Regions from separate parts of the Homo sapiens genome. Here region 1 is linked to region 2. A link is an interaction called in ENCODE POLR2A ChIA-PET data of the cell type or tissue named here. Cell type or tissue: MCF 10A. All regions are shown on one strand. Each heading gives the region's core, and the rest is flanking DNA. Links, peaks and the distances in the headings are about the cores only.

What was found. Peaks named below come from ENCODE experiments on the same cell type or tissue, not always from the same donor. Only the 100,000 strongest peaks of a DNase experiment are listed, where the experiment ranks them.
Region 1: POLR2A ChIA-PET joins it to region 2 with 5 read pairs; 5 of 35 experiments call an interaction of 5 or more read pairs at or near these places.

Annotation. Positions count from the first base shown.
Region 1 is chr19:3,303,444-3,306,342 of GRCh38, reverse strand. The region is part of intron 1 of LOC105372244 (a long non-coding RNA gene); the gene reads left to right. Among named protein-coding and RNA genes, the nearest start is that of NFIC, 62 kb to the left of the region's middle. In MCF 10A, for the core only: a CTCF peak has its summit at 1,249 (motif pointing left); a DNase peak (open chromatin) is centred at 1,212.
Region 2 is chr19:3,386,273-3,389,171 of GRCh38, reverse strand. All of the region lies in intron 2 of NFIC (nuclear factor I C), which reads right to left. Among named protein-coding and RNA genes, the nearest start is that of NFIC, 21 kb to the right of the region's middle. In MCF 10A, for the core only: no CTCF peak of the experiment used is centred there; a DNase peak (open chromatin) is centred at 1,181.

The DNA.
Region 1 (2,899 bases), core at 276-2,775, 83 kb after region 2:
AAAATTAGCCGGGTGTGGTGGCGCGCACCTGTAATCCCAGCTACTCGGGAGGCTGAGGCAGCAGAATCTCTTGAACCTGGGAGGCGGAGGTTGCAGTGAACTGAGATCGCGCCACTGCACTCCAGCCTGGGTGACAGAGTGAGACTCCGTCTCAAACAACCAACCAAAAATTATGTGTATACACACACACACACACATACACACGTATATATACATATATACACACATATACATTATATGTATATACACACATATGTATGTGTATATATATATATACACACACACACACACACACACATATATATATATATATCTCATGAGCCCCGTCTTACAGATGAGGAAACTGAAGCTTGGAGAGAGAATGCAAGGCTTAAGGGCATGCATGTCTTAAGTCAATCAGCAAATATTGAGGACCCAGAGGTGAGGAACTCCAGCTCCCTTGGTCGGGACTCAGCTCCTATTTGGCCCTCAGTTTTACCCCCACACATCCTGCTTCAGTCCTCTGTGTGGTTTCGAGGCCACAGTTGAGGGGCTCTCTGTTTTCTAACTCGGACCTAGGTAATTCCTACTTTTTTTTTTTTTTTTTTTTTTTTTTTTTAGACGGCGTTTCACTCTTGTCGCCCAGGCTGGAGTGCAGTGGCGCAATCTCGGCTCACCGCAACCTCCGCCTCCCAGGTTCAAGCGATTCTCCGGCCTCAGCCTCCTTAGTAGCTGGGATTACAGGCATGCACCACCACACCCGACTAATTTTGTATTTTCAGTAGAGACGGGGTTTCTCCATGTTGGTCTGGCTAGTCTCGAACTCCCGTCCTCAGGTGATCCACTCACCTCGGCCTCCCGAAGTGCTGGGATTACAGGCGTGAGCCACCGCGCCCGGCCAGTAATTCCTACTTCTACCCCCACCTTTGCTAACGCCATGCCCTGGGCCTAGCAGGTCACGGGTGTCTCCATCCCAACCCAGCATCTCCGACCTCCAGGGTGGGAACAGAGTGTTCCAGGCTAGGGAAACCGCACGTGCAAAGGCCTGGCAGCCAAACCACATTCAGTTACTGGAGAGAAAAGGGGAGGAGGAGCGGGGCCGACCTTGCAGGCTAGAAAGTTTGCACGGGGCAACTTTTGCGTCCCAGGAGAGAAGCCAGGGAGTCCCCTCACAGTCTCCCTCCGAGCTCAATAAATCTTGCACATTTCAAGCCAAGGCACAGAGCCTGAAAGAAGGCATGGGTTTTTGCTGCCCCCTGCTGGTCGCTGGAGCGAAAGCATCCGGAAAGTAATTTTAAAAAAAAGTCTCATTCTGTCGCCCAAGCTGGAGTGCAGTGGCGGGAACTCGGCTCACTGCAACCGCCGCCTCCCGGGTTCAAGCGATTCTCCTGCCTCAGCCTCTCGAGTAGCTGAGATTACAGGTGCGCACCACCACACCCGGCTAATTTTTGCATTTTTAGTAGAGTTGGAGGGGGGGGTTGCCATTTTGTCCAGGCTGGTCTCGAACTCCTGATCTCAAGTGATCCGCCCGCTTTGGCCTCCCAAAGTGCTGGGATTACAGGCGTGAGCCACCGCACCCAGCCGGAAAGTGAATTTTTAAGGGCTGATTTATTTTAAAGCTTCTGCAGTGCTTTCTCCGGGCCAGGAAGGACTTTATACATATTAACGCTTTGTGAGCTGGATTGGCCTCGTTTTCCAGAGAGAGAGAGAAAAACTGGTCCCCAGAGGATTCAGCTGCTGGCTCAAGGACACACAGCCATTCAATGTTATAAACCGGTTTCAAACCTGGGACAGTCTGGTTCTAAACTCAACCATTGTGTTTTTAGTGCATTTATTAATGGTAAGCAGGTATCATGTGCTAGGCAACAGGGAACAGAAAAACAAAATTCAGCCAGGTGTAAGGGCTCATGCCTGTAATCCCAGCACTTTGGGAGGCCAAGGCAGGAGGATCGCTTGAGCCCAGGAGTTTGAGACCAGCCTGGGCAACATAACTAGTCCCCGTCTCTACAAAAAATACTGAAAAAAATTAGCCAGGTGTGATGGTATGCATCTGTAGTCCCAGGTACTTGGGAGGCTGAAGCAGGAAGATTGCTTGAGCCCCGGAGTTGGAGACTTCAGTGAGCTATGATTGTGCCACTGCATTCCAGCCTGAGTGACAGAGGGAGACCCTGTCTCAACATAAAAACAGGCTGGGCGTGGCGGCTCAAGCCTGTAATTCCAGCATTTGGGAGGCTGAGGCGGGTGGATCAGCTGAGGTCAGGGGTTCGAGACCAATCTGGCCAACATGGGGAAACTCCATCTCTACTAAAAATACACACACACACACACACACACACACACACACACACATACACACACAAAAATTAGCTGGGCATGGTGACCCATGCCTGTATTTTCAGCTACTCGGGAGGCTTAGGCAGCAGAATTGCTTGAACCCAACAGGTGGAGGTGGCAGTGAACTGATACCGCACCACTGCACTCCAGCCTGGGTGACAGAGTGAGACTCTCTTTCAAAATAAGTAAATAATTAAAAAAAAAAAACCCCATAACATTAAAACAAAGCCAAACACACTTACTGTGCACTCATACCATCCTGTCATGAAACCCGCCAGGTTATGTTGGGTAGACAGACATCAAACAAGCCAGCGCATACATAAGCAGGGGGTTATAACTGTGATCCCTGCAGTGAATGAGAAGGGAGGGGAACCGAGGCAGGAGTTAACGGGTCGCAGTTTCAAATCCTGGCTCCACCACATACCAACTGTGTGGCCTTGGGTTTTCCTCTCCACAAACCTGCCCCTCCGTTTTCTCATCGGCAAAGTGAGAATTATAATAGAAACCTACGTTGTTGGTTGGTTGTGGTGAGGACAAAAAGAGTTGATCACAAGCTGCACATAGCAGGTGCTCAATAGACGTAAGG
Region 2 (2,899 bases), core at 150-2,649:
TCATTCATTCATTCATTCATTCATTTACTCCCTGAGTGTGCACGGCCTGCACTGTATGATCTGTATGACTCAGAGGGTGTGGCTTCCACTAGATAACCTCAAAGGGCACTTTTAGTTTGTTTTTGAAAAGAGGTTTAAGGGGTTTCAATACCACCTCCCTTTTATTGGAGACAGGGTCTCACTCTGTCGCCCAGGCTGGAGTGCAGTGGCATGAGCTCAGCTCGCTGCAACCTCCGCCTCCTAGGTTCAAGCGACTCTCCTGCCTCAGCCTCCTGTGTAGCTGGGATTACATGTGTGAGCCACCACACCTGGCCTCAATCACCCCTTAAAAAAAACGGTTTTTAGAGATAAGGTCTTGCCTTGTCACCCAGGCTGGAGTGCAGTGGTGGGATCACAGCTCACTGCAACCTCCAACTCCTGGGCTCAAGCCATCCTCCTGCCTCAGCCTCCCGAGTAGCTGGGACTACAGGTACACACCACCACACCTGGCTCATTTTTAAAAATTTTGTTGGGGGGGGGCATGGTCGTGCTATGTTGCCCAGGCTGGTCTCGAACTCCTGGCCTCAAGTGATCCTCCTGCCTCAGCCTCCCAAAGTGTTGGGATTACAGGCAGGAGCCACCTCGCCTGGCCTCAATCCCTTTTTCAAAGGGGTTCTGGATTCTCATTCCGGCTCTGCCCCTGAGGAGCTTTGTGACCTTGGACAAGTGACTCTTGTCCAAACCTCTGGGTCTCTGCTTCCTCCACTAGAACACGAGAGAAGGCCAAAGTCCCTTCCTGCTTGGATGGGGGAGAGAATTAAACCAGTTAGGGTGAGCGGTGGCCTCGGAGCCTGGCACACAGAGGGCACGCCATGTGTGTTTGCCGCCATCATTATCGCTGTTGGGGTCCTTGCTCCCCAATTCCATCCAGGAAGCGCTGGGGAACTCCCCCTCCCATGTTTCTCCTGCCACCCTCTCCAGGGCACCCGGGGCAGCCTCTCTGGCGTGCTATGAGCTTCCCGGGCCGGGCTCTGCCCACCGCGCCATTCCCGGCGCTGGACTGCAGGAGCTTGGCACGACGCAAGGCGGGAACAGGAGGCTGGCCCATGGCGGCGTCAGCAGATGGGCACCATCTGGGCTGGCGGCTCGGGGCGGGCTGGCAGCTGCTGGGACGGGCGGGCCTGGCAGCCCCTCCCCCGCCCAGCCCTGGCACGGTGCCCGCCCGCGCCTCAGATTTCTTGGGCTGCCAGAGGGGGCGGGGAGGCCTGGCTGGGTTTAGGCCCTGGGCGGGCAGACAGCTTCCCTCTCTGGGCCCTGGTTCCTGCAGGCTCCTTCCCCAGCACGTGGCAGGTCGGAGAGCACCCGGGTCACCCTCTCCCGCCCCACCCCCGGCTGGTCACCCTCACTGGAAGGCCACAGGACGGCCCTCGCCACTCACTACCCCCTGAACATCCCAGCCAGCTCCATGTGCTGCTCCTGGGCTCCAGGCCTTCGCACTGGCTATAACCCCCTCACTGCTCCCTCCACCCAGCCTCTCCAGACTCCCTCACCCCCTTCAAGCCTCACCTCAAAGACGCCTCCTCAGAGAAGCCCTCCCCATCCAGAGTGGCCCCCAGCCCCCCTCCATGTCCCTCCCTGCTTTATTTTCCTGCAGTTCCCTGACACCCTCTTCTTATTAATTTTAATTTTTATTTTTTGAGACAGAGTCTCACTCTGTCGCTCAGGCTGGAGTGCAGTGTCGCGATCTTGGCTCACTGCAACCTCCCGGGTTCCAGCGATTCTCCTGCCTCAGCCTCCCGAGTAGCTGGTACTACAGACGCCCGCCACCACGCCCGGCTAATTTTTGTATTTTTAGTAGAGATGGGGTTTCACCATGTTGGCCAGGCTGGCCTCAAACTCCTGACCTCAGGTGATCCGCCTGCCTCGGCCTCCCGAAGTGCTGGGATTGCAGGTATGAGCCACTGTGCCCGGCCTCCTCTCTCACTTGTGACGTTGCAAGTGGTGGCTCCTTTCAGCCCCATGGCAGGTGCCCCTCCACCGCCATCCACCCTGCACCCCTCCAAGAGGCCAGCCAAGGCCCTATGCCTGATGCCCGTCCCTCCCTCTCCCTCTATCCCAGGGCCTCAGCTGCCCAGCAGGGCTGATGAAAGCCAGACACTGCACTCTGGCTGGGCCAGGACGCTCCACAGCCAAGGGGACTCTCGGTTCGGAAAAGGAAGCCGGTGGCCAGTCTTCCTGCTGTCAGGGTGACAACCACTGGGATCAGCGCTGAGGCCTGGAGGCCAGCCACAGCCTGGGGACCCTACATAAGACCTCAGCCTGTGGGGCCCTCACACAACCCTGCCAGAAGGTGACCACACCGTGCCAGCAGACTGCCCCCTCACGCACCACAACTTCCGCCCATCCCCTTCTGACAATAATGGAGGATGAGGCAGGTGTCAAGGACAGGGCAGAGGCAGAAGCTGCTTGTGGGTCCAAATCCCACCTGGCCCAGTCTCGGCTGTGTGACCACGGCAGGTCAAATCCCTCCTCTGAGCCTCTGTTTCCTCCTCTGTAAAATGCGTACAACAGGCCGGGCGCGGTGGCTCACGCCTGTCATCCCAGCACTTTGGGAGGCCGAGGAGGGCGGATCACTTGAGGCCATGAGTTCCAGACCACCCTGGCCAACATGGTGAAAGCCCGTCTCTACTAAAAATACAAAAATTGGCCAGGTGTGGTGGCGCTCGCCTGTAATCTCAGCTACTCGGGAGGCTGAGGCATGAGAATCGCTTGAACCCAGGAAGTAGAGGTTGCAGTAAGCCAAGATCGCGCCACTGCACTCCAGCCTGGGTGACAGAGTGAGACCCTATCTCAAAAAAAAAAAAAAAAAAAAAAAAAAGGCATACAGCAATGATCCTTGCCTCACAGGGCAGCTGTGAGA